Regions from separate parts of the Mus musculus genome. Here regions 1 and 3 are each linked to region 2. The links are chromatin loops, found by intact Hi-C in ENCODE. Cell type or tissue: heart. All regions are shown on one strand. Each heading gives the region's core, and the rest is flanking DNA. Links, peaks and the distances in the headings are about the cores only.

Region 1 (3,584 bases), core at 459-2,958, 640 kb before region 2:
ACACTTTTCATTTCACCTGAGTGGTTTTTAAAGGATACACCATGGTCCCGTTGTAACTAAAGATCAATAAGCTCCGATGGGCCAAAGCCTTTAACCCCAGCACTGGGGAGGCAGAGGCAGGAGAATCTCTGAGTTTGAGGCCAGCTTGGTCTGCAGAACTAGTTCAAGGACAGCCAAGGGGTACACAGAGAAGCACTGTCTTGAACCTGGCTCCCCATGCCCAAAAAAGGTCAATAGCATAATTTAACACCATCTTTGTAGGCATCCTTCCATGAAAGTGTGGCTTGTCTCAGGCGAGTGCTGGTAGGACTGTTGGCAGTTTGCCATCCATCCATCCATCCTTGATTGATGCCCGAATTCCCATGGTGACTGCTTTTGTTGCAATGGTACATATGTCAATTCAACTCGAAGGGCAGCAAATTATCTCCACTGCATTTTGAAAATAAGTTTTGCTTAGACACCCAATCTTGCATAGTCTGAGGCCCTTTCTTTGAAGAGCCAAGAGCTGGATTGGAGAAATCAACAGCATATGATGAAGAATGTATTAGAGCAGGAGACAGAGGTGAAAAAACAGAAGTGAGAACCACTGAAAGCGTTAGCCGTAGAGAACTGGTATCCCGTGAATGAGCGGGGTGAGTAGCTTCCTTAGGACTGGAAAGCTGGGGTTGTCTTTAGCCAGACTAAGAACGAGAGACAGAGGCTTGGAGGGAGAGATACTGAACTTCAATTAGTGTGTATTGAGTTTGACGTAGTTCAAATGGCATAACCAAAAGAAAGGGCTAAGAATACTGACATTCAAGGCGTGTGCAATGTGCTCGAATCACCTGCTATGGAAGCCGAATAATGGCACCTCATAGCAGAGATATCAGAGTCCACACATTATTATTATTATTATTTAATCGTTTCTTACAGTCCAATCGTTATCCCCCCTCCCAGTCTGCCCTCCGACAGTTCTCATCCAATTCCTCCTCCTCCTGTCTCCATGAGGATGTCCCCACCCTGAACCCCTGAGGCCTCAAATTTCGTGAGGGGTAGGTTCCTCTTCTTTCACTGAGGACAGAACAGGCAGTCCTCTGTTGTATATGTTTTGGGGGCCTCGTATCAGCTAGTGGATGCTGCCTGGCTGGTGGCTCAGAATCTGAGAGATCTCAAGGGTCCAAGTTTGTTAAGACTACTGGTCTTCCTATGGGGTTGCCCTCTTCAGCTTCTTCCAGCTTTTCCCTCATTCAACCAACCACAGGGGTCCCTGGCTTCTGTCCATTGGTTGAGCAAAGTATCTGCATTTGACTCTTTCAGTTGCTTGTTGGGCCTCTCGGAGGGCAGCCATGCTAGGCTTCTGTCTATAAACACCATAGCATCAGTAATAGTGTCAGACTTTGGAGCCTCCCCTTGAGCTGGACATCCAGTTTGGGCCTGTCGCTGAGCATCCTTTTCCTCAACCTCCTCTCCAATTTTGTCCTTGCAGTTCTTTTAGACAGAAACAATTCTGGGTCAGAGTTTTGACTGTGGGATGGCAACCCCATCCCTTCACTTGATGCCCTGTCTTCCTATTGGAGGTAACAGAATCCACATTTAACATTTACTTTTGGGCTGGAGAGATGGCTCAGTGGTTAAGAGCACTGACTGGTCTTCCAGAGGTCCTGAGTTCAAATCCCATGGTGGCTCACGTCCATCTGTAATGGAATGTGATGCCCTCTTCTGGTGGGTCTGAAGAGTGCAATAGTGTACTCATACGCATAAAATACATAAATAAATAAATCTTAAAAACAAAAAAACCTTACTTTGGCTCACTGTGTTTTGCAGAGCCTGCACAGGTTTACGCACATCACTTCCGGAAAGTGCTTAGATCGATCGGAGGTCCTGCATCAAGTGTTCATCTCCACCTGTGACTCCAGTAAAATGACTCAGAAGTGGGAGATGAATAACATCCACAGTGTTTGACAAGAACAGAGGAAACCAACAATCTACCTACTGACAAGTACATTTATGGAGGACTGAAAACCGCCTGGAACCTGCTGCAACCATTATTACTAATTTTGTACAGCTCCAAACCTGGAACCTCTCTGATCAGTTGGAAGGGGCATTGATAAACTGTGATTTTACAATAACATTATCATCTGCAGTGACTGTTTACAAAACTGCTCTTACCTTAAACTCTAGATGTTTACATCGTTTTTTGTTTTGTTTTATGATGATGTTGGTAATTTGTGCCTTTAACTCGGTTTCCTGAACCGCCGAGTTAAAGCATGTGTTGTCTTCTTTGGGAATACACTCAGGGGTCTGGAAGGCAGTTTGGTTTTTTTTGTTGTTGATGATGTTGTTCTTGTTTTTTAACACACTTGAAAAAAAAAAAAGGTTGGAGTAAGCAGACTTTCACATCCGACTTGGTGATGATCAACCTGCTGTGTATTTAATTTTACATCTTTCGGAAGCACTGCCACGGGTCGTTGGCCAGGGTGGCCTTCCTTCAGTTACGCTGCTGTTTGAAAGGTGAATTTCAACACATTTAGTGCCTCTTTCATTTCTCAGTATATTGTTTGAGAGCTTCTAGTGACACTTCTATGATGGTGACAATGAATGTCACCTGGGGAACCCGTCTGTTACTCACAGGAGAATTTCTTGGCTATGAAGTGGAATGTTGTATGGCTGGGTCGAGGACAACAGTGGGCCCAACTCAAGGCTGTTCCGTGGGGCTTGAAGATTCTGTGGCATTACCTCCCTGGCCTCTGTTCACACCAGCTTCTAGGCTAGCAAAGGAGTCCTTCTTCTAAAAGGAGGGGTTGGTTTTTGCCCATCTACATTTTGCATCTGCTTTCCCCAGTACCAGTCATAGAAAACTAAACATAATTCTCAGTTTGAAACTTGAAGGGGGGTTGAGGGGCAGGGAAACAACACAATAAAGCCCTAGTGTGGACGCCTTAGGTTGGTCCTGAGGTAAAAATCCCCAAGCCCTTGTGAGATGGAAGCCTTAGAGAACCACCTCGAAGCACAAGCTGTGCACAGAGATAAACTGACACTTTGTCTACATTCAAAGGAAATTCCATGAGCATTCTTTTTAATTTAGGAAAATTAGTATCTAATTTTCTATTCTTAGATCTTATTATCTAAGAATACAAATCATCAACAAATGTGGACGACATTCTGCGAAGTTAGATGCTAGCTCTGTAGGGTTCCTTAATTTCTTTTTTAAGAAGTATAAATTTTTTTTATATTCCCCAGGGAAAAGAAGATTTAATTTGAACATTTATTAATACAATACCTACTTTAAGAGAACCAAATGTTGAAAACTTTAATTTCTAGGAAGTCTCTTATTACACCCCCCTTCCCCCAAGATAAAATGTCTACATTGAGTGCCAAAAAAAGAAAAAGAAAAGCAATGTGGTGAGCTGGGGCCAGTTAAACATTTTTGATCATGTAATCATGGTATCGATGACAGAAATTCACAAACTACTGCCAGAAGGAAATATTTTTAAATACAGCTTAGGGAAAAGAAGAAAAAAAAAGCCTGAATTTTTTTTTGGAAGAAAAGCATACAATTATTTTTCTTCCAACCTTAGTTCATCAAATTTGGGCAGTAAAAATTC
Region 2 (3,584 bases), core at 383-2,882:
TCATTGCTGTGCCTCCTAAACTTTACAGATGGATAAAGTTGGCTGCTTTTCTCCATTGGCAATTTGTATAACACCTTCTGATACTATGAGTGCTAGCCCTATAGGGACTTGGGGACTGACTTCAGGTCGGGTCCAGCTCTCTTCCACTGAGTCTGACAAATACAGAGGCAGATGCTCACTGCCAACCGTCGGACTGAGGTAGGACTTTCTCTACCCCAATGCAGGAGGTAGAGAAAGGACTGAAAGAGCTGAAGGGTTTTGTAACCCCAAAGGAAGAACAATATCAATTAAACAGTACTTCCCCACCCCCCCGAGCTCCCAGGGACTAAACCACCAACCAAAGAGTATACATGGAGGGACCCATGGCTACAGACACATGTAGCAGAGAATGGCCTTGCTGGACATCAATGGGAAGAGAGGCCCTTGGTCTTGTGAAGGCTCGATGCCCCAGTGTAGGGGAATTCAAGAGCAGGGAGGCAGGAGTGGGAACACCCTCACAGAAGCAGGGGGAGGGAGCATAGGATAGGGAGCTTCTGGGAGGGGGGACCAGGAAAGGGGATAACATTTGATATGTAAATAAAGAAAATAACCAATAAAAATATTTATCCACTGTTGGGTATATTTAAAAATACCACAATATAATTTTTTAATAACAAAACATTTTTATCATATTCATCAATTTTTTCAAAAGTGTCATTTCAAAAGTCTTATTCTATGATGGACACATCTGGGCACACCCACAAATCTAGTTATTTCTACAAAATCCCCAGCAGTAGTGGCCACAACAAATTCATAACAGCATTTAATTTCACAGAAACTCAATAGAACTTCATTCTGTTGAAATAAAAGTGCAAAAGGTTTCTGGGTGTTGAAAGAATAATTTAGTAGCTCTCGGCAAAGTTTCCACCTCGACACATTTTATACTCGTCATGGAAGGGTTAGTAACACAATTTCATTAAGTTCTAAAATGCTAGCTGAGATGACTATAGCCTAAAGAACAGCAGACTGCTTTAAAATGAGATAGTGCTTATAAAAATACTTTGAGAACTTAAAAGCATCATATAAAATGGAGACTCTGTTTTGGAATCACTTAACTAAAATTTCAAGCGTTGATAAATGAAAAAAAAAAAAAAACCCTATGGAACCTGAAATGCTTTTTGTTTCTGTTTTTAAGCTTGCCTGTGCAAACGCTTTCAATGAACTGACGAAATCTATGCCACCCATTAACACATTGAGATCACTGATACACCAGAAGTGTAAGGCAGGATCAAGCTTTGAGGTCTCCTTGAGCTTATCTCTGAAGAGTGTTTCCTTAACTATTTTGCCACTAAGTAAATGCAAGTTTATTTAGTAGTCTTTCTAAGTTGTGGTAGTTAGAGGAGGATAATTTTTTTTTCCATTTTTATTAGGTATTTAGCTCATTTACATTTCCAATGCTATACCAAAAGTCCCCCTTACCCACCCACCCCCACTTCCCTACCCACCCACTCCCCCCCTTTGGCCCTGGTGTTCCCCTGTACCGGGGCACACAAAGTCTGCGTGTCCAATGGGAAGAGGAGGATAATTTAAAAAGTTCTTTCTCTTTCCAATGATTCTCTTTTCCTAAGGCTACTCTTATAATCTTCTCTTGACTGATTCTCCTTAGAGGTATGGATAGTTTTCATTTAAAGCTTCACTCTTGTAGGAAAAGATATGTACAAAGTGTTCTTATTGGTGGAGCATTTAAGAAACAGTCACACTAAAAAAAAAAAAAAAAAAAGAGTACCCAGTAAAGCTGCTGGATAGCTCTATCTCCCTCTACTGGCTAAACAACTCTACCAGGTTTTGTGTGTTACTAACCTAAAACCCTTCACTCCAGAAACAGGCAGGGAAAGGAAAGAAAGCCACTCACCAAATCCTATGCTAAAGTCTTTATTTACATCATATATACGAATATAAATATACATATCTATTAAGCAACACTCAAAGGAAGACTTACTTCCTTTAAAAAATAGAGAGAGAGAGAGAAAAAAAAAAACAAGACAATTCTTTAATATAGGCACACCGTGTTCTCTGTGCACAGGGCATCGCTTCGTACAAGACAGATATAAAACAAATGAACCCTGAGCTAAAACCTCATCTCACCAAACCTCATGGTTGAGGGCCTGTGTACTGTAAGGACAACATAAAATGAAACCCGGTGTTTTGTCTTTGTGATAAACGACTTATTAGTACAGTTACTGGGAGGATGGAGCGAAGGCAAACCCGAGTTTAGGTATTTTAAGTGGGGATCCAAGTTTTCTTTAAGTTCATAGGTTAAACAGGTAAGTGATTTTACACGTAAGCCCTTCCTTAAAAAAAAAAAGCGGGAGAGGAGGGTTGGGGTGAGGGGGCAAAAAATGATGAAGTCAGTGTCTCACTTAGAGCTGGAAGAGACCTACTTAGAATCCAGGCTCTCTGCAGACTGGCCCCACAGTAAGTGGAACCCTCTGACATGAAGGGCCTGCGGACCAGCAGCTGGGTTCTGTCACCCGGGCTGGGGCGGTCTTGTTAGTGTAGCATGACCCTGGCGCACTCGCATAGATAATACCGGCACCTCTTTTCACTCTAATCTCCTACCCGTCTGAGCAATTCAGCAGGAGATAGGGGCATTAGGGCCATATTATTCCAAACAACATTTAGCTGAATGGTAGCTAAAGATTGTGACAGGGAAAGACAAATTCTCCTGGCCAAATACTTTGCTTCCCAGAAATGTTTCCCGTTTTAGAGCTTTTGGGAAACACACACACACACACACACACACACACACACAATCATTAAAATGGAACCAAGATGGAAATCCACGCCATTCTTAGCTGAACCCACACCAAAACCCTTTTGGATTTCAGACAGAAATTTTAGTCTTTTCTTATGCAACTGCAGACTATGGTAAATAAACACTAAGAAGTGTCAGTTAAACACTAAATGGTGTATTTACATATTTGCACATTTTGTTGATGGTATGCCAGATATTCGCAGACAGACTGCCTTTGCTGTGTGTGTGTCTGAATGCTCACTGCTTGCAGGTATTTGCAATACTACAGGCCAGGACACTGAATGTCCAGGGTAGGGTGGGATGCTGGTGGCAGTGGTGTGTATTCACACAGTGACATAGTAATCCGTGTGTGCCTTTCACAATCCAAAGAAGAGTAAAATCATAAATTCCTCAAATATAACTTTCAGGGCTATAATTGTGGCCCATTATTGTATCTTAAAGTGGGAATCTAAATCAATCAATATATCATATGTCACAAGATATAAGAGCACCCCCAGCTATATTTTCTATCTCTGTTGTATTTTTTTCTTCCAAAATATACAGTGACTGGATTTTGCTGTGATGTTCTAATAATTCAGTTTGTGTTTTAAGTTCTGACAATAGGACTTGTGGGAAAAAAAATAAACCATCTCTCCGGTAATCTGCAGTGCCTGGTGCTCTGAAATGAGATCAGACACTGATCATAGAATGTTCTTTCCTGTGCGGGGGCTTGGCTCACCAAAGGCCAGTTATTCTTTTAGCTGTGTCTGCACTGATCATAACCTCCAGTTATACAGCAAAGTTAACTGAA
Region 3 (3,584 bases), core at 459-2,958, 430 kb before region 2:
ATCTTTGCCACTTTGCAGTAGAATCCTGAGTTTAGAATAAAATGTTATAAGACAATACATCCCACAGGATTTATAAAACATACACAAAGAATTGCACACACAGAAATATTTCAGTGCTGGATGTGCATTTGAGAGGTAGACCCTGGCTTTCACTCACAGAACTTAAAAATAAGCAATTAAAAAAACCCCGCAATAATACAAATAAAAGTTAATTATAAAGAGAATTATTTCTTCCAAGCTGTAAACAAGTCATTTAGAATTCAGACGAGAACATGGCTATGATTTTGTATTTATACTCTTTGGAACTAGCTAGCAGTGGATTTAAGCAAGCATGCCATGCAGTCTGGGATTGAGGATAAGTAGGAATGAAATGGCTGCTTAACACGTGGAGCTTCTGAGGCATCATTTGTGGGACTGAAGGACTGACTTGTGACTGGAGCCCCTTTCCTTCCCAGTTCTAACTGCCATGTTGAGGGTACTCCTTGGAAGACTCCCCAACGTGACTTTATTTGCTGCACGGCATAGATGGATTTTTTTTTTTTTTTAACCTCTGACAGTTCACTCCAAGCCTTTCCTGCATTCTTCTACAGTCTTTGCTTAGAGACAAGGGACTTGAGCCAGGATAGGTTAGGTTTCAGGTTAACAAAAAGAAACACTTTTATTGTCAATATTAATGGCAAACTTCGATTTTTACAAGGCCTGGGTTTAGCAGATCAAAAGCAGCTTGTCTTGATTTCTCAATATTCTCTGGAGTTTAGACAATTAACTGCAATTTTGGTTCTAATGAAACAATATGAGAAAGCTAGTTGCAAAAAACATTGGTAAAGTTAGCACTGGGATACAGATTTTTACCTGTACATAACATATTATGATCTAGTAATTTATCCCTTCAACTGGAGCTGAGTTTGGAAGGAGCATTCCTTTAAGAAAATATGTTCAAGCACCGTCCTCACTTGCAATGTCATGAGTCTTTTTCAGAGTGTGCATTCCACGGTTGCCTTTCTGGCTGGGTAAGGATCCGGCAGACTGAGGTCTTCCTGGTAATTTGGGTACACCAAGTCTCCAGTTAATGATAGATAATCAGCCTTTGGGTCATTCGGTCATTCTCTTATTACAAACCCCTCCTGCTCTCTCTGATCTCCTTTCAAACTAAATTTCACACAAACAAATAAAGCAAGACAGGGACAAATTCTCAAAAAAAAAAAAAAAAGAGGGAGAAATATTAGAAACTTCTGATACAGAACTCTAAACAAGGAAAGGCTAGCTAAAAGAGGATAGGAAAGAACATCTTATCAAATTGAACATGCTGTGTACAAAACATTAAAAGAAAAGGATCTGGTTTCTGTTAAAGTGACAGAAAATTAAAATAAAAATAATTGCAGGCAGCAAAGTTATAATGTAAATAGAGAAGGCAGGATGCTTGCTGGAAATGCGCAGCACTAGGAGGCAAATTTGTTGTTACAGATTATGTATCTGCACTCTGATTGGAGAAGCGCTACTTTGTTCTATTTTCCAAAAGAGAATGCTTTTCTTTTTAATACTTGTGTGAGAGTGCTCATTTAAGTCAACACAGGCCCCAAACCCTAGGACTAAAAAAGTGGAACCGCATTTTTCTTGCAAAGCATCCAACTTCAAAGGAGGCAAATGTTTGCATACAGGAAAAGGAGAATTCCATTTCGAATACATTTGGAGACTTCACTAAATCCGTGGGACTGATGCTTTTTTTTTTTTTTTTTTCTTTTGCCGACAGAAGGCACAGTTCATTCTCGAGCAATTCGTCACCTCCTGGGGGTCTTCTCTTCCCGTCTACAGGAGAGTGTGACTTCAGAAAGAACTTCGGATTGGCCAAGGTATATGTCAGATTAGACCCCAGGGAAAAGAGCAAAGGTGTAGGGCTCATGCAGTCAAGGTCTCTGGTGAGAGCGCCCCTAGTGCCGTTTTACTGTCTCTGCTCTTGAAAATTCCCTTTGATACAAGTTCCAAAGCTAGTCACAGACGACCAACTTTGATCATTTCCAAACCTCGGGCTTTCGATCTTAAACCTGGTTGGAATTTTGGCTCAAGACTAGATCAACCTGCCATTCTCCAAGATAGAAGTGGAGCTGTGAAATGAATGTTGGTGATAACCAGACTCCCACATTGTCGCCAAATGTGGGTCTGGCACCTTTTGATTTGACAACCTCTTTGACAAAAAAGGCTTACCTTCCCAAGCTAGAGAAGAACCTACACTTCACTGTTGCCTCTAGGTCTTTCCTGAGTGTTTCCACCTCATAAGAGGCCTTCTGGTTAGCTTCCCCCCTTGCACCCATATCAAGCCTTCCATTCTCTGAACTTTCTGGTGAAACCACGCAGATGTAGTTTGTAGTTCTCAGGGTGCAGATCTTTCACTTTACGCGTCTGTGTCCTCTAACAACACAACTAATGCTTCCGCACAAAAAGATGCCCTCAAAGCTGGTGGAAAGGCGATTTAGAGAAATCCGGGTGTTCTAATTGCAATCAGGTTGTGTTGTTTTACTCTATTTTGAAGGCCATTAAAGCTGGTGAGCGACTTGGAAGTCATTTAGAAAGGAACAGACCTTCAACCTCAAGCCTTTGCGGGCACTGGGAAAGTGTCTTCCCAATCAATCTGGCTTGCAGGCGGCAGGACCAACTCTGACCTGGCTTATCTTGTACCCATCCTAAATACACCAAACTCAAGAGGTAGCCAGGGCCGCCTCAACACCGAGGTCAGTGCTCTGGGTGCCTTAGTTTCTCTCTTTATTCAAACAGTGGTGGAAATGAAAGAGGGATGTGAGCTAGATTAAAAGGATCAAGGGAGAGTGTTGCCTGATACCAAGCTGCGCTCAATAATTATTTACATCTTTTCCTCCTGCCTCTTCATTTCTTCTTTTCTTTTCTTTTCTTTTCTTTTCTTTTCTTTTCTTTTCTTTCCTTTCCTTTCCTTTCCTTTCCTTTCCTTTCCTTTCCCTTCCTTTTCTTTCCTCTTCTTTCCTTTTCTTTTCTTTTCTTTTCTTTTCTTTTCTTTTCTTTTCTTTTCTTTTCTTTTCCTTTTTTAATATTTAGTTGCTTTTATTTTAAATTCACCTCCGGAGATAGCTGCTTGGGAGTCAGCGGTCCGAGTGAGGCCTTCCGGTGGTGGGGCAGCGATGCTCAGAGTGCTGCAACGACTCCCACGCAGGGGAATCGAGGTGGGGGTGGGGTTGTGGGAACTGTTACTCGTGTACCGACACCGACCAGTGGTCCAGGCCCTGGGATGAATGCTGGATCTCTCCCCTTTTATTCCGGCCAAATTCTCATTCCATTCCCATGCCCTTCTGTGGAGTGGACTGGAGGAAGCAAGTCCACCACGTTCCGGTCAGGACAGATCCTCCGCTGGGAACTAACCAGGGGTTGATATCTTCCTCCAAGACCTTTTCGCCCGATGCGGGCATGAAGGGGTTAACTGCTCACCTCGGAGCCCCGGGTGCTGAGGGAAGGCCACCGCTTCCCCCAACACCCCCGGTCTCATTAGGGAAAACCCTCGCCGCTATTTTCGACATTTCCTCAATCAAGTGCCCTGAACTAGAGCTGCAAAAACAAATTGG

What was found. A loop is a pair of places that touch in the nucleus more often than their neighbours do. Peaks named below come from ENCODE experiments on the same cell type or tissue, not always from the same donor. Only the 100,000 strongest peaks of a DNase experiment are listed, where the experiment ranks them.
Region 1: a loop joins it to region 2, with 2.7 times the contacts of the local background. A loop is called at or near these places in 5 of 42 quality-filtered maps.
Region 3: it touches region 2 in a loop (7-fold over the local background); 7 of 42 quality-filtered maps call a loop at or near these places.

The regions. Positions count from the first base shown.
Region 1 is chr8:57,524,471-57,528,054 of GRCm38, reverse strand. Galnt7 (polypeptide N-acetylgalactosaminyltransferase 7) reads left to right here. Exons shown (of 12, transcript NM_144731.4): 12 at 1,804-3,584. The coding sequence ends at 1,941. Among named protein-coding and RNA genes, the nearest start is that of Gm51574, 14 kb to the left of the region's middle. In heart, for the core only: a CTCF peak has its summit at 1,690 (motif pointing left); no DNase peak of the experiment used is centred there.
Region 2 is chr8:56,882,603-56,886,186 of GRCm38, reverse strand. All of the region lies in intron 1 of Gm33501 (a long non-coding RNA gene), which reads left to right. Among named protein-coding and RNA genes, the nearest start is that of Gm33501, 4.4 kb to the left of the region's middle. In heart, for the core only: a CTCF peak has its summit at 1,803 (motif pointing left); no DNase peak of the experiment used is centred there; H3K27ac peaks cover 954 bases.
Region 3 is chr8:57,312,781-57,316,364 of GRCm38, reverse strand. Hand2os1 (Hand2, opposite strand 1) reads left to right here. Exons shown (of 6, transcript NR_154048.1): 3 at 1,751-1,850. Among named protein-coding and RNA genes, the nearest start is that of Hand2os1, 6.3 kb to the left of the region's middle. In heart, for the core only: a CTCF peak has its summit at 1,929; a DNase peak (open chromatin) is centred at 1,934; H3K4me3 peaks cover 2,421 bases; H3K27ac peaks cover 2,500 bases.